Regions from separate parts of the Homo sapiens genome. Here region 2 is linked to region 1. The links are chromatin loops, found by intact Hi-C in ENCODE. Cell type or tissue: PC-9. All regions are shown on one strand. Each heading gives the region's core, and the rest is flanking DNA. Links, peaks and the distances in the headings are about the cores only.

Region 1 (8,000 bases), core at 1-8,000:
TCCTGGGCCGGAGCTGCAGAGTCCCAAGGAGGCTGAGGAGCCACAGACTCCAGCTCAGGGCTCCCGGCGAACAAGCAGCAGGAAAGAGCCCAATGCCCACCGCAAGGATGGCACAAGGCTGGGCCTGGGCTCCCTGAGGCAGGCCTTCTCCCGGGCCAGCCAGCGGGCTTTGACCCAGGTCTCCAAGGAAGATACGGGCCTGTTCCGGCGAAGCTCCTGCTCCCTGTTCCGGTCCTTCCGGCAAGCCCTGAATGACGGCCCAGCTACCGGCCATTCCCAGGCCACTCCTGAGGTGCCCTCGGGGGTCATGAATGGTGTCAGCCAGCAGGCATCCACTGGGGCAGCGTCTGAGGAACTGAAACCCGAGGCAGGTAAGGGCCTCAGAAACAACACGAAGCATGAAAGGAAACGGGCCAGAGGTCAGGGCAGCTCAGCTGAGGTTTCCGGAAAGGCTGTCCTCCCTAGCTCCCCAAACCCTGCCCCCGAACATGTGCAATTCTTTATTTATTTGAGACAGGGTCTCCACTCTGTCACCCAGGCTGGCATGCAGTGGTGCAATCACAGCTCACTGCGACCTTGGCCTCCTGGGCTCAAGCGATCCTCCCACCTCAACTTTCTGAGTAGCTGGGACTACAGGTGTAAGCCACTGCACCCGGCTAATTTTTTTTTTTTTTTTTTGACACTGACTCTCACTCTATCACCCAGGCTGGAGTGCAGTGACGCAATCTTGGCTCACTGCAACCTCCACCTCCCAGGTTCAAGTGATTCTTCTGCCTCAGGCCCCCAAGTCACTAGGACTACAGGTGCGTGCCAACACACCTGGTTAATTTTTTTTTTTGCATTTTTAGTAAGACGGGGTTTCACCATATTGGCCAGCCTGGTCTTGAGCTCCTGACCTCGCGATCCGCCCCCTCAGCCTCCCAAAGTGCTGGGATTACAGGCGTGAACCACTGTGCCTGGCCTAATTTTTTAAATTTGTTTTTATTTTTTTGTAGAGATATGGTCTTGCTATGTTGCCCAGGCTGGTCTCAAACTCCTGAGCTCACCCAATCCTCCTGCCTTGGCTTCCTGAAGTGCTGGGATTACAGGCGTGAGCCACCATGCCCAGCTGGACAATTGCACTTTAAATTCTTGCAGCATCTCTGCAATGGGAGCCCCCCCATTGGGCAGATAAGAAAAGTGAGGCTCAGAGAGGTGGAGTGACTTGCCTCAAGTCTCACAGCGTGGAGAATGGGACCTGAACCCAGATATGCATGGCCCTAGATCCCCACCTCTCCATGGCCTTTCACAGCCTGGCTCCTGGTCAAACTAGGGCCATGCACACAGCTGATCACAGGGTTGCAGAGGGTGCAAGGCTCGCAGAGGTACCAGGAGGGGAGGTCAGGGGGATTGCCCAGAGGAGGATACACTGGGGTGGGAAGAGGGGGACATGGAGGTGGAGAGCTCTTGTCGGGTGGAGGCTGGCGGAGAGTGGGGAGCAGCAGGAATGTAAAGCTGGACACGGGCAGGACACGCCCTGCCTGAGCTCCGACCCTATTAGACCTGCAATCAGGGCTGAGCATGAGGCTATCAGGTCCGGCTCAGCCGGGAGTGGAAGGTGGGTGTGGGATCCAGGCGGAAGGTAGGGGTTGACCCAAATTGCTCTGTTCAGCCAGGCTTGGGGCCCCAGGTTCTGCCTCTTCAAAGGTGACTCTAAGGGAGGGCTCCTGGCAGCTGGGGCCTGTTGTTCCTGGAGCAGGCCTTCAGCTGTGCTGGGGCATCTGGCAGAGGACAGACAATCCAGCCCCGATGGATTGAGCCGTGGCCTGCAGGTCTTCGTCCAGGTTCGGGTCTTGGGGCGGTCCCTCTCACCGCCCTTCTCGCCCGCCTGTGCAGAAGGCAAATCCGTGGCCGACCTCATTACTGAACGGCAACTGCTGGCGGCCTTCGAACAGCTTCTGCGCCTGGAGACGCTGCTGGTGGCCGAGAAGGCCTCGCGCACCTTTGAGCAGGACCCTACGGCCTTCGCGCGGCGCGCTATGGACGTGTGCCTGCTTTACGACGGGCTGGCAGCCGAGATCGGCGCCATCGTGCGCGAGACGCTGGACAGCGACGGTGTGGACGCGGCCGCGCTGGCCGAGCTGGCCCGCGTGGTGAGCGCGGAGGAGGAAGCCCACCCTTCTCCCCCCGACGACGGCGACTTCCTGCGCACGCCGCGCCGCTGGCGCCAGCACTGGGAGGAGGCGGTGCGGCGAAGCGCTCAGGAGCGCGTGCGGCGGCCGGGCGCGGGGTGGGCCTTCGGGGAGGCGGAGGGCGCGTCGGGTTTGGCCCAGCTTCTGGCCGAGCTGGGTGGCTTGGTTCGCCGCGACCTGCAGAAGGTGCGGCAGGAGGTGCAGCCCGCGTATGCGGCGGCCGGCTTCCCAGCGTGGGAGGTCTATCTGCGTGCCTTCCACAGCGCCGTGGCCCAGCGCCTCCAGGAGCTCGCGCGCGACGCCCGCGGCTGCGAGCAGCTCTATATCCTGCTGGACTGGGCCGCCAACGTCTACGGCAGGTGAGTCTCGGCCAGGGCGCCCAGTGGCGAGGACAGCTGCCGCTTCCTCCGCAGGCCTTGGGGAGCCGGCTTTGAGGAGCACCGGACCTTTCTTCTCTGTTCCCTCCCTGGGAGAGGGCTGAGAGCCGAGGGCTTCGACATGCTTTCCTCGGCGGGTTAGGCCGTGGGGCGCTCCCGCCCCAGGTTTTCTAGGGGTCACCCATACACAGTTCCAGAATTTGAAAAGTTTCCGCGGGGAGGTTCCCATGGGAGCAGGGCCTGTGCTGGTTCCACCAGGTGCCTTTGGGCGCATCAGAAAAGGGCACATCTTGGCCAGGCGCCATGGCTCACGCCTGTAATCCCAGCATTTTGGGAGGCTGAGGCGGCCGATCACCTGAGGTCAGGAGTTCGAAATCAGCCTGGCCAACACGGTGAAACCCCGTCTCTACAAAAATTAGCCGGGCATGGTGGCACGCACCTGTAATCTCAGCTATTCCGGAGGCTGAGGTAGGAGAATCGCTTGAACCCGGGAGGCGGAGGTTGCAGTGAGCCGAGGTCGCGCTATTGCACTCCAGCATGGGCGACAGAGCAAGACTCTGTCTCAAAAAAAAAAAAAAAAAGAAAGAAAGAAAGAAAAGAAAAAAGAAAAGGGCACCCCGTTAGGCCAGACGGGCATCTGGGTTCAGGGTACAGCCTGCGGGGAGCGGCCACCTCCCGCTCTCTGCCTGGGATGAGGATGGATTGCCTTCCCCGCGGAGCGGTTCCCAGCCCCACCGGCAGGAGCGCCCACGGAGGTGGGGGAGGTTGCCTGAAGTCCCGCACTCCTTAAATTGCTCCTTAAATTGTGTGGGGTCAGACCCGTGTCCGCCCTGCTGTGGGCCTCCGTGCTGCGGGTTGGAGGGTGGCCGATTCCTGAGCTGTGTTTGAGGAGAGGGCGGAGTGCCATCTGGGTAGCCGTCCTTCAGCGTTCTGCAGGAAGGCAGGAACCCAGCTGTCAGAGGCTTCCCGGGAGGGGGTGTGGCATGGCAGCCTAGAGGCGCGCGCGCGTGTGTGTGTGTGTGTGTGTGTGTGTGTGTGTACAGATGCCCAGGTTCGGGATTGGCGTTAGACTTTGAGCCTGGCCAGAAGAGGGGCAGCGGCTGCCGCATCAGAGCCGCTCCCGCCCCCAGCCCCCTGCCCTGTCTTCCAGTCCTGACTTCCTGGGCGCCCCGGGGCTGGCGCTGCCCGCCGAGCCGCTGCCTCCGCTCCTGGCGCCGGACGTGTGGGCCCGACTGGAGAGCGACTACACCAGCTTCCTGGAGGTCAGGCCGGGCGGGTCAGGCTGGGCGGGCCAGGCTGGAGGGGGCGGGCCCTGGGGGGATGTGCGGCGCCCAGGCTATCGGCGGCCAGAGCTGGCTCTGGTTCACCCTGTGGCCCCCGGCGCGGGCTTGTGACCCGACAGGGCGGCCCTCATCCCGGACGGCGCGGGACGGGGTCTGGGAGGGTCTCACCACGGCCCATCCCTTCTCCCCCCAGGCCAAGATCGCAAGCTGCTTCGACAGCATCTTGCAGCTGGAGCAGAGTCACTGGGCGGCCGCCGAGGTCCCCGAGGTGCTGCAGGGCCTCTACCAGGCGCCGCTGTCCATGGACGTCCATATGGTGCGGCCCGGGAGCAGGGGCTGAGAAGGGGCGTCTGTTCAAGCCTCACGCACACGGTGGCGATTTCCAGAACGAATTCCTATCCAGTCCCAACCAACCCTTCCGTTAGATGGGAGCCTGAGGCCCCACGCGGGGGGAAATCGGGGACCCCCGGCGCGCCGACGGGCAGGGAGGCTGCTGGATGGGAGTTTGCGGGAGTTGACTCTCCAGTTGGGCGGCTGAAAGCTGGAGGGGCCAAGACTGACAGGCACAGCGGGGCGGGCTGGAGGCGCAGCGGGGGCTACCAGGGGACCCGCGGCCTCAGGTCGGGGGCTGGGAGGCACGCTCAGTGCGGGGCTTCGCTCGCAGCTCGTGGCCGAGCACGTGAAGGCGGCCGGCGCCATCTCCGCGGAGCTGGAGGCCACCACCCTGCGAATCTGCACGCGGGCGCTCGGCCTCTTCGTGCCCAGGTGCGGACGCATCCTCAGTAGGGGAGCGACCTGGCCGGGTGCGCTCTGCAGGTGGGAGGGAGGAGTCTGCGTAGGGACCTGATTGGGAGGGTGGACCCAGGGTCATCGCGCAGCTAGGGAGGGTCCCCAAAGGCTCTGTGTATCCCGCCCCAGGTTTGAAAAGGCTTTTCTGGCGTCGGAGGCGGTGAGCGAGCCGCACCTGGGCGCCTACATCAACGCCTGCGAGGAGCTCAGGTAGGGCTCGCCCGCTCCTGTGCGGGCGCAGCGTGGCCAGCAGGGGGCGCGCGAGCGCCGGGAACCTGGATGGAGGGGAGTGCGCGCGCGTGGAGGGGGCAGAGGTGAGGAGTGTGTGTGTGTGTTTGTGTCTGTGTGTTGGTGGATCTGAGGGGTGTGTGTGCGTGTGTGTGTAGCAGAGTTGGGGGGTGTGTGTGCGTGTGTGATGGAGCTGAGGGTGTGTGCCTGTGTGTGCATGCGTGGAGAGCTGAGGCTGTGTGTGTGCGTGTTTGGCAGAGCTGAGGGCTGTGTGTGTGTGTGTGTGTGTGTGTTGGAGCTAAGAGGTGTTTATGCATGTGCGTGTAGGGGTGGAGCTGAGTGGTGTGTGTGTGTCAGAGCCTAGATGCGTGTGTCTTGTGTGTGTGTGTCCATCCGAGCAGGGGCCCTGGGGGAGTGTGGATGGCTCTTCAAGGCTGAGCAGAGGCCGAGGGGTTCCAGCTCCCTGCCTGCTGCCCTGGGCTCCATTTTTCCCTCCCTTCATCCCAGGCAGCATTTCTTCCATCTTGGGACACCTCCTTCTCTGGGAAGCCTCCCTCAGCCTGCACCCTGGGCTTTGCTGGGGTGAGGTCTGGGTCTCTGTGTCCCCAGAAGGCAGACGCCCTCCCTGTGGGCTGGCAGTAGCTGTTGGCCTTCCGTGCCCTCAGCTCCAGGCCAGGCCTCAGCAGATGCGGCAGCGCCAGAGGCACAGACTGAGCCTCCCCATCTGGGTTTATCCTTTTTTAAAAGTGTGTAAATTTTAGTGTCCCGAAGTACTTCTCATTTGTCTGACTTCAAAGAACAGCTGTGCCACCTGCTGGCTGTGTGCTCCGGGACAAGCCACCTCCCCTCTGTGGCTCTTTTGCCACCTGTCAAATAGGATCAGAGCACCTGCTCCCTGGGGTGGTGTGGGACCTCTGTGCCTCAGGGGACTCAGTTCCCATTGGCTCTTTGTGAGCACTTCTCAGTGCCAGGCACTTTGTGGGTGCCTTCCCTGCCTGACACGTCTCATCCCAAGCGCAGTATACCCACGCACAGGTGCAGAGCACAGGCCTGGAAAGGAGGTGCCACTTGCCCGTGGCCACGTAGCCAGGAAGTGGTGGAGCTGGGACTTGAACTAGGCCTGCCTAAATCCAAAGCATGACCATCAGGCACTGCTTCTCCAACACTCTCGTCCTTAATCTGTGCCAGGCTTGTCCTTGGTGCTGGGACCCTGGGGTTTCAGCTCCAGGGAGCGTTCTCTGCCCCTTGGTAGGCAGCCTCTGGCCAAACCCTTGATGGAACTCCAGCCTGCTCTACTGTGTCCCTGGCTGCGGGGACTGCGTATAGCCTGGCCCTCAGTTTCCTCAACAGTGAAATAGGGACATGGTCACCTTCAGGGGGCAGTTATAAGGCTCAGGGTAGGGTATGTTCCAGGCATGGCTATGCCGCACTGTTTATCACCAAGAGGGATGGAAGGTCTGTCCCAGAGCTGCCAGAGGGGAACGGGTCAGCCACCCCTGACCCACCCCTTTGTGACTGGCTCCCTGGGCTTCTGTGCTGTCCCCCACTTGACTCTGCTCGCAGACAGCTACAATGGGGAGCCCCACGGGCTGCCCTTCACATTGTAGTCTAAGTGAGTGGAGCTGTGTGCCCGGCTCTATTCCCCAGCCTGGTCTCCCTTGCCCACCTCATCGCTGGTCCTGGCCCCTCCCCAGGACCAGTCTTCTCTCCAGGTTCCCAGGAACCCAAGAGGAGCTGGAGAAGCCCCTGGTGACGGCCACCTGCAGCTTCCAGAAGCACTTGCTTCAGGGCTTGCAGCGTGAGTTGCAGGTGACTGTGATAGGCCCTCTCTCCCTACTTCCCATGCCCAGCAGGCACCCCCTATTTCCTAGAGCCTGGGGGCCCAGGTCACAGCATTCATTTATTCCAGGGTGAGCTCATGGGTGTGTGTGTAGGGTAGTGGGCAGGGGACCCAGGTGAGGTCCCAGCTGAGCAGGGGCGGCTGGGAGACGCCTGCCTTCTCACTTCAGTCTCCAGCTCTTAGTGGTCACCCCCGAAGCCTGGGATGGTGGGTCCACGGATCCAGGCCCAGGGTCCTCACCCAGTCCCTCAAGGCTTCTCCAGGGCATGCCCTGAGCAGATCTGACTGCACAGACTCAAACCCTGCCCCTAGAGCTTGGGGCCTGGGAGAGGCATTCTGGGAAAGGGCTCGTGACATAACCTGTGGCTAGGAGAGGGAATGGCACCCCAAACCCAGGAGGGAAGGGGTCAGGAGTGGCACACTGGGCTTCGAGGGAGGGGTTACGTTGCGGGCGTAGTGCACATTTGCAGACTCCCAGCCCCTCTGTCCCCAGCCGCTCTTCAGGGTTGTGTGCACCAGGGACTGGCTGACGCAGGACTGGCTGCATCCCCTCATGGACAAGGTGGTGACCTTCGCCGGTCATCTCCAGCGTGTGGCCCGGCCGCGGGCACAGGTACCACAAGGGGGAGGGCCCTGGCAGGGCTGTGCCCAGGATTGGGGCTGTTGACCCTGACCCTGACCCTGACCCTGGGCCGCCCAGGAGACTCTGCAGGAGGTGCACCGGTTCGTGGTCCGCGAGTACCTGGCGCGGGCGCTGAGGCCACGGGAGCGGTTCCGGGGCATGGAGCGCATGCATGGCTCCCAGAAGATGAGCCTGGATGCCCAGGCCATCAGCGACACCTTCCAGGGCCTGGTAGGGGCGGCATGACTGCCCTTCGGTGCTCGCCTCTGTGTGGGGAGTGGTGGCAGTGACTAGGGCCTTAGCGCCGGGAGGGCTTTTGGCAGGAGTGGTTCTCCCCACTCTGGATCAGGTGGAACAGGGACTGGGGCGCCTGTGGGGCTGGGGGGTGGAGGGAACCAGGTGGGAGGGCGGCACTTTGCATACATTTGCATACAGTTTGCAGGGGTGCGGGGAAGGGGCGAGGGTCACAGCCCCATCTCACGGTCAGGGCCTTTGGGAGGTGTCCCCCACCTCAGGCCAGAGCCCTCAGAGTGGAGGCACCAGCGCCCCTGCACACCCCTCGTCTGCCCCCTAGCAGTGCTTTCAGGCTGGCCTCGGTTTTCCTGTCCAAGCAGGATGGGATCGGAGGGGAGATGAAGGCTGTGTAGCCAGCCCATGAGCCCTCGGTGCCCAGGCACGCTCCCGTTCTGT
Region 2 (15,837 bases), core at 4,858-12,857, 290 kb after region 1:
ACAACAGCCGGGCCGGCTTTCTCAGGCCATGCTGATTGGCGGGACTCCGGGTGGCGGCCTGTCGTCACTTCCGGCAGCCGGAGGCAGCAGAGGAAGCCGAGGGGCGGCCATCTTGGCTCCGTGAGGCTCTGAGGTGCCGGGGTGCGGCGGCGGCAGCGGCGGCCAGCAGGGCGGAGGCTGAGGCAGCAAGCTCGCTAGAGAGGGAGAAGCAGTCGGGCGCAGGCGCCTCCTCCGCAGCCCGCTCCATGGTCGGCGCCCACAGCCCGCGGCGGCCTGTCTTGCGCTCCACTTCCTTCACATCCTCCTCCGCCTCCTCGTTTTCAGGCGCCGCCGGCGGCGCTGTGTGGAGGCCCGCGAGCTGAAATTCGCGGTGCGACGGGAGGGAGTGGAGAAGGAGGTGAGGGGGCCCAGGATCGCGGGGCGCCCTGAGGCAAGGGGACGCCGGCGGGCCGAAGCGCAGCCCGCCGCCCGCAGGCTCGGCTCCGCCACTGCCGCCCTCCCGGTCTCCTCGCCTCGGCCGCCGAGGCAGGGAGAGAATGAGCCCCGGGACCCGCCGGGGGACGGCCCGGGCCAGGCCCGGGATCTAGACGGCCGTAGGGGGAAGGGAGCCGCCCTCCCCACGGCGCCTTTTCGGAACTGCCGTGGACTCGAGGACGCTGGTCGCCGGCCTCCTAGGGCTGTGCTGTTTTGTTTTGACCCTCGCATTGTGCAGAATTAAAGTGCAGTAAAATGTCCACTAGGACCCCATTGCCAACGGTGAATGAACGAGACACTGAAAACGTAAGTAACCTGGGCGTTGTAGTTGGCGGACCTTCGGGGTGGCATTCGTGCTCCTCGGGCAGTGCCTTGCAGTCGGGTGTTCCCCCCAGCCGAACGCTCTGGAAATAGAGGGCAGGCCGTAGTCACCCAGGAGGCAGCCAGGTCGGACCGTTTCCTCCAGAAGTCTGCCGTGTCCCGCTGTTCGCGGGCGGGTCTGCGAAGTACATCGATTATGCCGGCAGTCTAGTCGGTTAATAAAGCCCAGGAGTTGCAGCGTTACGGATCGGTGCTTTGAGAGGCCAGGTTGCCGCGCAATGGATTGTGCAAACGTGTGTGTCAGATCACTGCAGTGGTCAGTGCTTATTTTAGCCGAACTCTGCTTTTAACTTGGTCAGGCAGTTCTTGAGAGACTGTCACATTAATAACATATGTTACCGGTGCTGATTAAGAGTAATCGATTGGGTCAAGTGGGCGGTCTCGTTCTTTAAGATGGTCTGGAACTAAATTTAATCACAGTCACTAAGTGTCCACTGAGGGATCTTTGCGGTCCCCTTAGGAATTCCAAAACACTAGCGCGCAGCCTTTATTAAGGCAGTTTCCTTTCCATACAAATCTTTTTTGAAGGAGTTGGTTAAACATTTTGAAAAGCAGATGTATAGTGAAGCTCTGCTCTGCCACTCACTGCCTAGCTGAGGGACACCCGCTGGGGGCTTCGCTGTCCTCCTTCCTAAAAAGAGATTGGCTTAGATGAGCTCTTAGGTCCCTTTCAGCGCTCACAGGCTATGGTTTTATAAAAGGAACCTTTGATTTTGTTCATGTGAAACTACAAAATGCCAGGAACAGCATTGCTAGAGAATGAGAACTTGTAGTAGAAATTCCATTGAAGAAACGTTTGACTCTGTTCGTTTTCTAACTCTGTTCTCCTCTAACACTGGGTTCAAAAGTGTTTCAATCTAGTTGTTGACTATATTCTGTAAAACATCTAGTAAATAATTTGTAAAGAAACTTCACTGGCCTTTCATTAAAAGTGTTATGAGGTAATTGCTGGCACGAAATGTCTTCTCTTAGGGAATGCTTCCTTGCTTTGAGTGTTTTCATGCTTTCAGTAATGTCCTGAGATGTTGTGGCCTAGTGGAGTTAATGCTTTCATTTTGATCTTCAAAAATGCCGCTTGTTTGCTGGATAGCTGTTTGATAATTTAATCCGTAAACGTAAACCATAGCCTAAAGCATCCCTGTAGCATATTAGTATACAATATTTAATGCTCTGTGGCCCTGAGTAAGTAGAACAGTGATGTACCTTTCTCCACCTGAGATAGATTAGAAAATTATATAAAGAGTGAGTAATAGAAACTCTTAGACTAGGTGAGTCAGGGAACTAATTTCCTTATAGTCCTTTTAAAGAAACCTTATTTATTTGTTTATTTATTTATTTATTTACTTATTTATTTTTTGAGACAGACCGAGACTGTCTCCCAGGCTGGAGTGCAGTGGTGCGATCTTGGCTCACTGCAGCCTCCACCTCCCAGGCTGAAGTGATTATCATGCCTCAGCCTCCCGAGTAGCTGGGATTACTGGCGTGCACCACCACGCCCGGCTAATTTTTGTATTTTTAGTAGAGACAGGGTTTCACCATGTTGGCCAGGCTGGTCTAGAACTCCTGGCCTCATGTGATCCACCCGCCTCGGCTCCCCAAAGTGCTGAGATTACAGGCATGAGCCAGTGTGCCCAACTGATTAGTTTTGATCATTGATCTTCACTCAGAGAAGCAAAACCTTACATTGAACCAGAGTAGGAGCTCCATGCTTTCTAAACTGAAGCCAAAAACAGTCATAGCAGATTTGTGATAATGAAGGATTTCAAATGGGTCTTTTTTCTTTCTTTCTTTTTTGAGATGGAGTCTGGCTCTGTCTCCCAGGCTGGAGTGCCGTGGCATGATCTCGGCTCACTGCAACCTCCGCCTCCCGGGTTCAAGTGATTCTCCTGCCTCAGCCTCCTGAGTAGCCAGGATTACAGGCATGTGCCACCACTCCCGGCTAATTTTGTATTTTTAGTAGAGACGGGGTTTCTCCATGTTGGTCGTGCTGGTCTCAAACTCCCGACTTCAGGTGATCCTCCCGCGTCAGCCTCCCAAAGTGCTGGGATTACAGGCGTGAGCCACCACGCCCAGCCATGTAGTGTATTTAAAATGAATTTTTGACTTTTTTTAAAAATCAAGTTTATCACACATCGTTGCATTAATTTACCATGCCCTGTTACATTTTTAACTCTTGCATTGGCATGTTCTGGAAGGAGCTGTGTAGCTTTCACAGTGTGGAGCCCTTGTGTCAGTGTTATAACTCAGGTATAGTCCATATTAATTACCTACATTACTGCACTGCTAAGTATTAGACTTCCTGCCAATTGAGTGGTGAATGTACAAGAATGAATGGGAGCTCTCATTCTGTTGAGAACCTTTTTTCTTAAAGTTAGGTTTGTTGAGATGTAATGTTCATCTGTTTTAAGTATACAGTTTGGTGAATTTTGACAAGCGTATAGTTATGTAACCGCTATCACAATCAAGATGTAGAACACTTCCATTGCCAGAAAGGTCCCTTATGGCCCTGTATAGTCAGTGCCCTCTCCCTTTCTTAGCCCCTGGGTAACCACTGATCTGCTTTCTGTCCCTGTAGTTTTGCCTTTTCTAGGATGCTATGTAAATGGAGTCACAGTGTAAATAATCTTTTGTGTCTTCTTTCACTTAGAGTAGTGCTTTTGAGATTTATTTGAATGTGTATCAGTATCAGTAGTTCATTCCTTTTTATTGCTGAGTAAGTATTTCCTTGTTTGGATGTGCCACAATTTTTTTTAATCCACTCACCAGTGATGGACATTTTTGGCTATTGTGACTAGAACAGTTTTCTTTTAGTATTCTGTAAAAATACTTTTTATTGTGCTTACCCCAGGAATCTTATTTAAATTTTAAGTAATTGTATATAACTGTGATAAGAATGTCGCTTATTAGATCAAGACTAAGAAAAGGCAGGCCGGGTGTGGTGGCTCATACCTGTAATCCCAGCACTTTGAGAGGCTGAGGCTGGCGGATCACGAGGTCAGGAGATCGAGACCATCCTGGCTAACATGGTGAAACCCTGTCTCTACTAAAAATACGAAAAATTAGCCGGGCGTGGTGGCAGGCACCTGTAGTCCTAGCTACTCGGGAGGCTGAGGCAGGAGAATGGCATGAACCTGGGAGGCAGAGCTTGCAGTGAGCCGAGATTGGGCCACCACATTCCAGCCTGGGCGACAGAGCCAGACTCCATCTCAAAAAAAAAAAAAAATTAGCCAGGTGCGGTGGTGCATGCCTGTAATTCCAGCTACTCAGGAGGCTGACGTGGGAGAATCACTTGAACACAAGAGGTGAAGGTTGCAGTGAGCCGATATCATGCCACTGCACTGCAGCCTGAGTGACAGAGTAAGACTCTGTCTCCAAAAAAAAAAAAAAAAAAAAGCAGACAACTTGCAACATTATCTTCATCCTTGTACACTAATTTGTTTTTGTTTGTTTGATTTCCAAATATTAATGTCCACCCTTAGTGAATGGGTATATAAAAGTTTACTGTTGGCCAGGTGCAGTGGCTCACGCCTGTAATCCCAGCACTTTGGGAGGCCGGGGCAGGTGGATCACCTGAGGTCAGGAGTTCGAGACCAGCCTGACCAAGATGGCAAAACCCTGTCTCTACTAAAAATACAAAAATTAGCCGGGTGCGGTGGCGGGCACCTGTAATCCCAGCTACTTGGGAGGCTGAGGCTGGAGAATCGCTTGAACCCTGGAGACGGAGAGTGCAGTGAGCTGAGATCAAGCCATTGCCCTCCAGCCTGGGCGACAGAGGGATACTCCGTCTCAAAAAAAAAAAAAAAAAAAAAAAGGCCGGGCGCGGTGGCTCACACCTGTAATCCCAGCACTCTGGGAGGCCGAGGCGGGCAGATCACGAGGTCAGGAGATCGAGACCATCCTGGCTAACACGGTGAAACCCTGTGTCTACCAAAAATATAAAAAATTAGCCGGGCGTGGTGGCAGGTGCCTGTAGTCCCAGCTACTCGGGAGGCTGAGGCAGGAGAATGGCGTGATCCCGGGAGGCGGAGCTTGCAGTGAGCCAAGATGGCGCCACTGCACTCCAGCCTGGGCGACAGAGTGAGACTCCATCTCAAAAAAAAAGTTCACTGTTGCTGCATCGTGTTATAGCTCAAAAGAACTACTCAATCTGATCCAGTGAGGTTGCTGAGACTCAGAGAGGTGACAAAGGCTGCTAGTAATGACAGAAGACCACTAACTATTTAGTAGCAAAGCCTCTACTGGGCCCCAGATCTCTAGCTTAGGCTCCACAAGGAGATGTAGTTGTACCTGTACATAGAGTATTTCTAAAACTTTTTTTTAAGCTTGTAGATCAGGGGTGTCCAATCTTTTGGCTTCCCCGGGCCACATTGGAAGAATTGTCTTGGGCCACAGATAAAATACACTAACACTAACAATAGCTGATAAGCTTTAAAAAAACTGCAAAAAAAATCTCACAGTGTTTTAACAAAGTTTATGAATTTGTGTTGGGTCACTTTCAAAGCTGTGGTGGGCTGCATGCAGCCCTAGGGCTGTGGGTTGGACAAGCTTGCTGTAGATTTTATTTTGATTTTGAGACAGTATCTCGCTCTGTCACCCAGGCTGGAGTGCAGTGGAGCAATCACAGCTTGCTGTAACCTTGACCTCTTGGGCTCAAGCAATCCTTCCGACTCAGCCTCCTGAGTAGCTGGGACTACAGGCGTGCCCCACCACATGCATGGCTAATTTTTAATTTTTTCGTAGAGATGAGATCTCCCTGTATTGCCCAAGGTGGTCTCTAACTCCTGGGCTCAAGCAGGCCTCCTGTCCCAGCCTCCCAAAGCACTGGAATTACAGGTGTGAGCCACCACACTCAGTCAAAACTATTTTTTAAAATATTTTATTATAGGAAAATTTAAAAAAATAGAATGTTATTTATCAATGCTTCTCAGCCACAGGGTGATTTTGCCCTCTAGTGGACATTTGACAATGTCTAAAGACATCTTTGGTTATCACAGCTGGAGAAAGGTTTGGCTGACCAGGAATGCTACTAAACATTTTACAGTACGTAGGACAGCCTTCCACAGCAAAGAATTACCCGGCCTAAAATGTCAGTAGTGCCAGCGTTGAGAAACCCTGGTATGTACTTAGCCCCCCATGTACTCAACAGCGCAGCTCAGTGGCCAATCTTATTTCATTTATAAATGAAGAAGCAAATGCAGTATCATTTCCTCTCTAAAGCTTTTAGAAGAGATAAAGCCTGTTTTAAGAAAAAAGCAATACTTTTATCATATTTTCTTAATATCAAATATGCAGTATTTAAATTTTCTCACATTTCTAATTTTTAAACTGTTCAAATTAGAATCCAGCTTGAATTCATACATTATAGTTGGCTGATATGTCAAATATGCTTTTTTTTTTTTTTTAATTGAGATGGAGTCTTGCTCTGTCGCCCAGGTTGGAGTGCAGTGGTGCAATCTCGGCTCACTGCCAACCTCTGCCGCCCGGGTTCAAGCGATTGTCGTGCGCAGCCTCCCGAGTAGCTGGGATTACAGGCTCCCGCCACCATGCCTGGCTATTTTTTTTTTTTTTTTTTTTTTTTTTTTAGTAGAGATGGGGTTTCGCCATGTTGGCCAGGCTGTTCTCAAACTCCTGACCTCAGGTGATCCGCCCGCCTTGGCCTCCCAAAGTGCTGGGATTACAGGCGTGAGCCACTGTACCTGGTCAAAATATGCTTTTTAAAGGCAACCAAACAGTTTGCATTTCAGTTTATGTTCTATAGTTATATGGAGCCACGGATACATCCTTTTTCTATACTGGCAAAATGAGAAACATATTTTTCACCTGAATTTCAAAGGATATGACACTTCGTAAGCCTGGTAATGTTATTGGCCAAAGTACCAGAGGCCCAGGGCTTTCCCAGTTATTTAACAGTTACTGATATGTGTGCATCATGTACTTATTATTAGTTAATGCAAATAGTCCCCCAAATTTCTGACCTCTGTGAAACTGATGATGCTGTTGTCTAGTCAGTCATCGGTTATGTGAGACTGAATTAACCTATTCAGCAAGTGTGAATGCCTACCGTGTGTATGATACTGTGCTAGGTGCTGTAGAGGCCATATACCTGGGACACATAGCTTTCCTGCTCTTTAGGATTTCCTGCTCCTTGCAGGACAAAGCAGCCTGAGCTTTATGAAACTAGTCTGTAACTCTCAAACTTAAGCAAACATTAGAATCACCTGAAGGGCTTTAGAACCGTGATCACTGGGCCCTACCCCTAGACCTTGATTTTACCCGTAGAATTGGAATTTCTAACAAGTTGCCAGGTGATGTTGATGCTCCAGGTCCGGGGACCACTCTTAAGAATCACTATAGCAGGAATTTCTGATGTTTATTTATTAAGAAAAAAAAATCACTGCCTTAGTGTGCAGTGAAGGCTTGCTAACTAAACTATACTCCTTTTAGATTGTACTGTGACTATCAAAGGAAGATTTCCAGACCATTTAATTGAGTTTTCAGGTTCCATGAGTTTAAAAAAAACTGTTTATTAAAAATTGTGGTTCTGGAAAATAACAATAGTTGCCATTTGGTGATCACTTAACTGTATACCAGCCAGCAATACTTTGTAGAGTATCTCATTTAAAATATGTAATATGGTTTTATTTAATTAGCTTTTTTTTTTTTTAAATTTCCTGAGGCGGAGTCTCACACTGTTACCTGGGCTGGAGTGCAGTGGCACGATCTCGCTCGCTGCAACCTCCGCCTCCCGGGTTCAAGCGATTCTCCTGCCTCAGCCTCCCAGGTAGCTAGGATTACAGGCAGCCGCCACCACACCCAGCTAATTTTTAAATTTTATTTTATTTTTTGAGACAGAGTTTCACTCTTGTTGCCCGGGCTGGAGTGCAGTGGCATGATCTTGGCTCACTGCAACCTCCGCCTCCTGGCTTCAAGCAATTCTGCCTCAGCCTCCCGAGTAGCTGGGATTACAGGTGCCTGTTACCATGCCCAGCTGATTTTTTTGTATTTTCGGTAGAGACTGGGTTTCACCATGTTGGCAGGCTGATCTGGAACTCCTGACCTCATGATCCTCCCACTTCCCTCCTCGGCCTCCCAAAGTGCTGGAATTACAGGCGTGAGCCACTGTGCCCCGGCTTAATCAGCTTGTCAACTTCTAAGCACAACCTGTTGAATCAAGCTGTTTGGGCCTTATCAGAAAAAAGTTGGCCTATAGTTTCAGCTACTCAGGAGGCTAAGGCCAGAGGATCACTTGAGGCCAGGAGTTCCAGTCGACCTGGACAACATGGTGAAACTATGTATCTTAAGAAAGAAAAAAAAAAGTTGATCTCTGAAGAATTCATGAAAATATTTAGTCAGTTTTCAGGGAAAGATCTTATAGACTTCAATTTGAGCATCCTTATCTTATGTATGTAAATGAGGTAAAGGTTGAAATTTGCAGTAAATAGAATTTTGGTCATTTAAGTTATGTAGCTCATGATATATACATTGTATAACTATTTAGACTTACATGGTGCATGATTTACATTGTAATTACATAGAGGCTTATACAGTCTAATAAAAATTAATATTAACTATTTGATTGCAAAGAGGATTGTTCTGCATTTTATTACTTTTTTTTTTTTTTTGAGACAGAGTTTCACTCTTGTTGCCAGGCTGGAGTGCAATCTCGTGACCTTGGCTCACTGCAACCTCCGCCTGCCAGCCTAAGTAGCTGGGGTTACAGGCACACACCACCATGCCCAGCTAATTTTTTGTATTTTTAGTAGGGATGGGGTTTCACCATGTTAGCCAGGCTGGTCTCAAACTCCTCACCTTGGGTTATCCGCCTGCCTTGGCCTCCCAAAGTGCTGGGATTACAGGCTTGAGCCACTGCGCTCGGCCTGCATTTTATTATTCTAAGATATAGCCAAATTTTATGCCTGGAATTTTTTCCTGGGCTGGAACAAATTCCTAGTAAGAGTCAGGGAATATTCCGTGACTTGTGGCTTTGGTTAAAAAAGAAAAAGGAGTCAGGGAATGCAGTACCCTCTGATCACCACTGGGAGGACTAAAGCAGAAAATTCATTTGTCTCATATCCATTTTCAAATTTCAAATTAAACATGAAGGAGAAAATAAATCTCTTACCTGGGAAGCTTTAATGTCCTGTCTCACACAAGAAGTTAAAGGTTGTGCTTGGAGTTGGTCTGCAAAAGTAATAAGGAATTTGTACTCACCCGTCTGCACCTGCTTGTACAGAACAATTGGAAGGGCAGAAGTTGGCTTTGAAAGAAAAGGCCTTTTTTTGGAGGTGGGAGGGGCATCCAATTTTGTCTTCAGCCGAGAGTTCGCTAGCACTACACTCTAGCCACTCAAGCTGCTCAACTATGGTTGGTCTTGTGTACTTCTGTGTGCACTAGATAAGACATTGTTTCTGTGGGTTATGTGGGACCTTGAAGTTCAGTGTTGAAGCTCAAACAAAGCAGGTGTTTTTTCTGTATTTCTTGTTGACAGGCATTTGCTTTTTGTTGGACCTAAATATTGTGGGGTTTGTGTATGGACATTTGACACAAAAATCTGTATTGGTAGAATTTAATATAAAATCAGAGAAGTTGAATTCACAGGTTTTGTTCATAGAATTTTACATAACTCTAGTCTTTTTTCTTTTTTTGTGATGGAGTCTTGCTCTGTTGCCCAGGCTGGAGTGCAGTGGCATGATCTTGGCTCACTGCAACCTCTGCCTCCTGGGTTCAAGTGATTGTCCTGCCTCAGCCTCCCGAGTAGCTGGGATTACAGGCACCCGCCACCACGCCTGGCTAATTTTTGTATTTTTAGTAGAAACGGGGTTTCACCATGGCCAGGCTGGTCTTGAACTCCTGACCTCAAGTGATCCACCTGCCTCGGCCTCCCAAAGTGCTAGGATTATAGGCATGAGCCACAGCGCCTGGCCACAATCTTACACTACTTTCCTGAAGGGATGTGTGATGGAAAGAGTCTGGGCTTGAAAGTGGAAGACAAAAATGAGAGTCTAAGACTGATCGAGATAAAGATTCTGAAGAGGTAGAATGGACCTCATAAGATGGAGCAAAAAAGAAGGAACAACATATAAAAGGAGAAATTAGAATTTAGAGTTATAGACTGGAATTTGAAACTAGTCTTGAGATTTAACTGTGGACAAATTCACTCGGCTGTGCCTCATGGTTTTTTTTTTTTTAAATCAAAAGAGAATAACATCATTCAAGTTGTGTCTTGGTTTTTTTGTTTGTTTACTTAGATTTTTATGACTTCACTTTCTCAATTTCCTCTGTGGCCAGATTCATCAGGCATTCAGTCACTTTCATCTCTGTCAGGCTGGCCTTGTGTTCTGTCTGTCTGTTCTGCTGCATAGTTGTCATCCTGAGATCTCCCTTCACCCATATCCTAGGGATTCCCTTTGCCTTTCCTGTTCGATCCATTTTCTTCCCCTTGGTTCACTCCCAGGTTTCATTGCAGCAGTTCCTCCAGTGATTTTCTGAGAAAGTTGCTCAGAGGTAAATTTTTAAAATCCTTTCATATCTGCAAACATCTTTATTCTGTTCTCATACTTGATTGATATTTTGGCTGCATATAGAATTCTAGACTGAATGCCCTTTTTCCTCAGAATTTTGTTTTCTGTCTTATATAGCATCTGACACTCCGATTTGGAGAGAGAGAATGCTATTTTGAGTCTTGCTTATTTTTCTGTTTGTTTAAGGCTGATTGGAAGTTTTGTGCATTTGGATGGATCTTGAATACAACAGTGGGACACACTGTTATTTCTTTGTGGTGCTCTTGATACCAATATATTTAGTCTTATCACTTGGCCTAGGCAAGCACGGAATGCCCATGTTCCAGGGAGCTGAGTCGGGAGAGGGCAGAAGGAAAGATCTGTGGCTTTCTGCTTTCTCTGCTTGTTTTCAGTGTCCCTGCCCTCAGTTGTGCCCTGTGTCCCCAAGCCCAGAGACTTTCCATTTTGCCCTTTCTAAAGAACCTCCAGTTTTTTGCCTGAGTGGGAGAGGAGACCCGGGGGTCTGTTATTTAACAGACTGATAGATCTTCTTGTTTCAGGCTTACTTCACTCACACTTCTAGAGGTACTTGTACTACCAGTTCCTGAACCTTTTGAGAGTTCTATAATACAAATCAGGATTTTCCAATATCTCCATAGCTGGCTTAGGATTAATCTTTCTTATATGTGTTAAGTCATTTTCCTTCTTTTTTTAGTTTCTGAAAGTATATCTGTTACCACTTTTATTTTCTTTGTCTTGTGGCTTTTTTCCTTATGCCTTATATTTTTTTCCTTTACTTTCATATTAATGGAGTTTGGAGAGGGAGGGGAAGTAAATGCAGCCATGATTTATAACCAGACTTGGATTAGGTGTTTACATATGTCAATACATGTCTTTAAAATTTAGCTAGTACTTGTTATTATAAATAACAAACTAAGATTGATAGGCTTCTTGAAAAATTGGCGGTAAATTTGGCTAATGGTGGGTTGTTGTAGTAGAGTAGCGTTTCCCCTTTTCACCCAAGCTTTGTTACCTCTTCTTGGGTGGTGCCTGGCCTGAGATGTCCTTCATCTCTCATAAGAACTCTCCTACTTGCCCTTTGAGGACTCCATCCCTTCACATCTTGGGGTACCTTTTTTCCTTCATCTCACCCAAATGTGATCATGTCCTTTGGGTGCCTAGAGCTGCATTATCCAGCACAGTAGCAACTAGCCACATGTGGGGCTACCAAGCACTTGAAACGTGGTTAGTTTGAATTTAGGTGTTCTGTAAGTATAAAAGATAAACCAGTTCAAAGACAGTATTTCAAAAATAGGATATAAAGCCTTTTTATATTATGCATTGAAATATTGGGGGGTATATTGAGTTAAATAAAATGGTATTTAATTTAACGTATTAAATATGTTTCTTTTTACATTTTTTAATGGAGCTACTAGAAAATTGAAAATTACATATGTATGTCACATTATACACCTATTGGACAGCATTAGAGTATTCACTCTGATTTTCTCTTGGGGCAGGAATTGCCCCTTGTTTCAGTTGCTATTCCCCCGTTAGCACCCCGTGTATATCATGAGTGCCTTGAAGGTTTGACACCACACTTTTCTGTTTCTTTTATTCCCTGCTAATGCCTACCATATAGTTGACTAGCCGAAAGTTACTGAATAAACATTTTTTTTTTTTTTTTTTGAGATGAAGTCTCACTCTGTCACCCAGACTGGAGTGCAGTGGTGCGATCTCGGCTCACCGCAACCTCCGCCTCCCAGGTTCAAACGATTCTCCTGCCTCAGCCTTCTGAGTAGCTGGGACTACAGGCACCCGCCACCATGCCTGGCTAATTTTTTTATTTTTAGTAGAGATGGGGTTTCACCATATTGGCCAGGCTGGTCTCGAACTCCTGACCTTGTGATCCTCCTGCCTCAGCCTCCTAAAGTGCTGGGATTACAGGCGTGAGCTACCGCACCTGGCCTGAATCAAGATTTTTTTAGCCACAACTTGTGCCTTACAAGTTTTTTATTCTAAGGATTAGACAAGTAAATTATTTTTCACCGTATTACATTAGTTCACCTACTATACCAGTAACAATTATTTTATTCAAAAGTGAAACAGATTTTACTATATTTATGGGACAATAACAGTTCCCCCTTCCTATTCATATTCTTAGATGCTTTCTCATAAATTCAGCTGTGAAGAGTCACATTATCTTTGATCCATGTGAGACTATCTTCTTGTTTTATCTACTCCTGTTAGTCTCCATATGTCATTACTCTTACCCTCCACCCCACGTTACTGTTTTAATGTGTTTAGTATGTGTATGTGTTCTTACATAGTTTATTTTGGTATGTTTGGTACTTTATGTAAATATTACATATGTCTTATCTGTGCGCTTAATATATTGCATCTAACTGCTGAATAGCAGTGAGATGTATGCATCTACCACATTTTACCAGTCTGCTCGCCAGAGGTGCACATGTTAATTTTCTCCAACTCTGTCACCACAAAAAAAATGCTTCAACATCTTCATGCATGTCCCCTTATGGAGCAATGTAAGAGTTTCTTTGGGATATATAGCTTGGAATGGACTTGATGGGTCACAGGAAATGTCAGATTGTTCTTCTAGATGGCTGCTTCCATCAATAGTGCACCACAGTTTTTGTATTCCCGTTTCTCTGCCAACATTTCAGAGCTTTCTGCCTTTTCCCTATCTAACAGGCCTAAGGTGATACTACATTGTGGTTTTAACTTGTATTTCTCTCTGATTTTTAGAATCTCTTTATACATTCCTTGGCTTTGGGTGCATTCTTGTTTTTTGCGGGGGTTGGTGATTTTTATCAAATCAAGGACAGACATCCCATTCTAATCCTAGTTTGCTATAGGAATTTTGTGGGGGCTTTTTGGTAGAGACAGGGTCTTGCTATGTTTGCCCAGGCGGGTCTCAAACTTCCGGGTTTAAGCAAGCCTCTTGCCTCAGCCTCTGAAGGTGCTGGGATTACAAGCATGAGTCACCATGCCTGGCCAAGAGTTTTTAAATTATAAATTGTTCAATCTTATCAAATCCTTTTTCTATGTTGAATGAAATAATTGCCTAGCTGCTTTCAAAAGTGAAACGTGACTTTGTGAATATTTCTAAAGTACAAAATACTTGGAGGACAGCCATTTATTGTCACAACTTGGCTTTGTAGTTTGTTTTTGTTTTTGTTTTTTAACATTTGGAAACCATACCTATGTGTTAAGTAAGTGGCTTGTGATTTAAGGAATAGAATGCATGTAAGGGCACACTTCTTTTGTTTTACAGAAGGGATCAAGTTCTGTTCAGGAAGATTTGAAACATAGTGTAAAGTTGTTGCTGTTTTAAACTTGTAAACCTGATTCTTCTCATGTGGGAGGTACGTAAGTAGGCCTCTCAGATTTCAGGTTGGTTCTCTGCCTGGTAGATACAAGGGCAAAACTATTCTGGAACCATATTGATGTTAAAAAAATTTTTTACGGACTTCCTGCCGGCAAGGATTTTTTTAAAAGATTTTTTAAATGTGTCTAAGAAATGTTTTAATTTGTCTTCTGATTATACAGTGATTTACAATTCATGCTTCTTTTATATGTGGGCAAAATTAAGAACTAATATGTAAAACAAAATGGAGCACATTCCCATTTTTCTTATTGCTTTGAGTTGATATGGCCCCTATGTCAGTAGTGCTTTGGCTGAACGTCACAAAGACCTAACACAGTGCCCTAAACAAATAGGGGGTTTGTTTTTCTCCAAAAAGAAATTTGGGGTAGGGTGCGGTGGCTCACACCTGTAATCCCAGCACTTTGGGAGGCCAAGGCGGGTGGATCACGAGGTCAGGAGATCGAGACCACGGTGAAACCTCGTCTCTACTAAAAATACGAAAAAAATTAGCCGGGCACGGTGGCGGGTACCTGTAGTCCCAGCTACTCGGGAGGCTGAGGCCAGAGAATGGCGTGAACCCGGGAGGCGGAGCTTGCAGTGAATCGAGATGGCGCCACTGCACTCCAGCCTGGGGCAACAGAGTGAGACTCCATCTCAAAAAAAAAAAAAGAAAAAAAAAAAAAAGAAAGGAATTTGGAGGTATGCAGCGTCTAGCTTTGGATCAGCAGTTCAGTAATATTGGAGTTGGTGGTATTTTAAGGTAGTTTTGTCTTTTCTGTCATGTTTGAGACCCTGTAGCTACAGGATAATGTTTTACAGTTACAGCTACATGGTTGCATTCAAGGAAGGAGGAAGGAACTGTACTGGCAACTCTGTCCTTACCCCCCCACCCTCCTTTTTTTTTTTTGAGATGAAGTTTCTGTCACTCAGGCTGGAGTGCAGTGGCGGAATCTCAGCTCACTGCAACTGTCGCCTCCCTTGTTCAAGCGATTCTCATGCCTCAGTCTTCTGAGTAGCTGGGATTACAGGCATGTGCCACCATGCCTGGCTAATTTTTGTACTTTTAGTAGAGATGGGGTTTCACCATGTTGGCCAGGCAGGTCTCAAACTCCTGACCTCAGGTGATCTGCTAGCCTTGGCCTCCCAAAGTGCTGGGATTACAGGTGTGAGCCACAGTGCCCGGCCTCCCCTTTTATGATAAACAAAGGCATTACCAACCCCTACCCCCTACTACATTGCCACCTAGTAGACTTTAACTAATGAGAACTGGCCAGAACTAAGCCAGATGGCTATCTCTAGCTGCAGAGAAGTTTGGGAAAACAAGTATTTGGCCAATGTGGTCTCCCTAAACACGTGTTCAACTTCTTGAAGAAGGAAATCTCATGTCTTTGGCTGTATTCAGCATTTTTCAGTAGCAGTTACATATTCTAGTTTTCATGGTGGATGAAGTGGTACCAGCTTAGTTCCACAGGAGGGAGAAGAATCAGGACTCATTTAATCCATAAGAATTAAACTCAGCAGCTTTTGAGTACCCATTATGTGCATAGTCTGCCATGAAATATTATAAAGTAGTCCAGGTATGGTGGCTTACACCTGTAATATCAGCACTTTGGGAGAATAAGACAGGAGGATTGCTTGAGGCCAGAGTTTGAGATCAGCCTGGGCAACATAGTGAGATCCTATCTCTACAAAAAATTAAAACATCAGCCATGTGTGGTGTACGCACCTGTAGTACCAGCTACTAAGGAGGCTGAGGTGGGATGATCCCTTGAGTCCAGGAGTTCGAGGCTGCAGTGAGGTATGATCGATCACACTACTGTACTCCAGCCTGGGCAACAGAACGAGACCCTGTCTCAAAAAAAAAAAAAAAAAAAAGTTATCAAAGAATTATATAACATTTTGTGTGTGTGTGTGTGTGTGTGTGTGTGTGTGTGTGTGTATGCAGGTTGTTTATTGGCTCCTTAGGAAGAAAAAAATACGTGTATGAAATAATTGATTAACAGTACAAGAACTCATAATTATTTGTTTAAATGTTTAATGTTGGTACTGAGTGCTGTGGCATAGGAATAGGGAACTTTTTCTTAGGGTCGGTGA

The links. Hi-C counts contacts between places; a loop is a spot of excess contacts. Peaks named below come from ENCODE experiments on the same cell type or tissue, not always from the same donor. Only the 100,000 strongest peaks of a DNase experiment are listed, where the experiment ranks them.
Region 2: it touches region 1 in a loop (2.7-fold over the local background); 3 of 110 quality-filtered maps call a loop at or near these places.

What each region holds. Positions count from the first base shown.
Region 1 is chr14:103,100,243-103,108,242 of GRCh38, forward strand. It overlaps EXOC3L4 (exocyst complex component 3 like 4), which reads left to right. Exons shown (of 12, transcript NM_001077594.2): 2 at 1-371; 3 at 1,876-2,530; 4 at 3,699-3,810; 5 at 4,025-4,147; 6 at 4,496-4,596; 7 at 4,750-4,830; 8 at 6,543-6,657; 9 at 7,182-7,301; 10 at 7,389-7,541. Among named protein-coding and RNA genes, the nearest start is that of EXOC3L4, 9.5 kb to the left of the region's middle. RefSeq lists an enhancer at 4,316-5,066 and a silencer at 4,941-5,100. In PC-9, for the core only: CTCF peaks have their summits at 4,881 (motif pointing right), 5,080 and 5,843; DNase peaks (open chromatin) are centred at 339, 719, 3,509, 3,789 and 2 weaker places; H3K4me3 peaks cover 2,427 bases; H3K27ac peaks cover 1,578 bases.
Region 2 is chr14:103,385,301-103,401,137 of GRCh38, forward strand. It overlaps MARK3 (microtubule affinity regulating kinase 3), which reads left to right and starts at 115. Exons shown (of 18, transcript NM_001128918.3): 1 at 115-780. The coding sequence starts at 730. RefSeq lists enhancers at 1-921, 862-1,051, 14,450-15,249 and a silencer at 392-581. In PC-9, for the core only: CTCF peaks have their summits at 5,882, 6,084, 8,948 and 9,149; DNase peaks (open chromatin) are centred at 5,901 and 10,123; H3K4me3 peaks cover 159 bases; H3K27ac peaks cover 4,558 bases.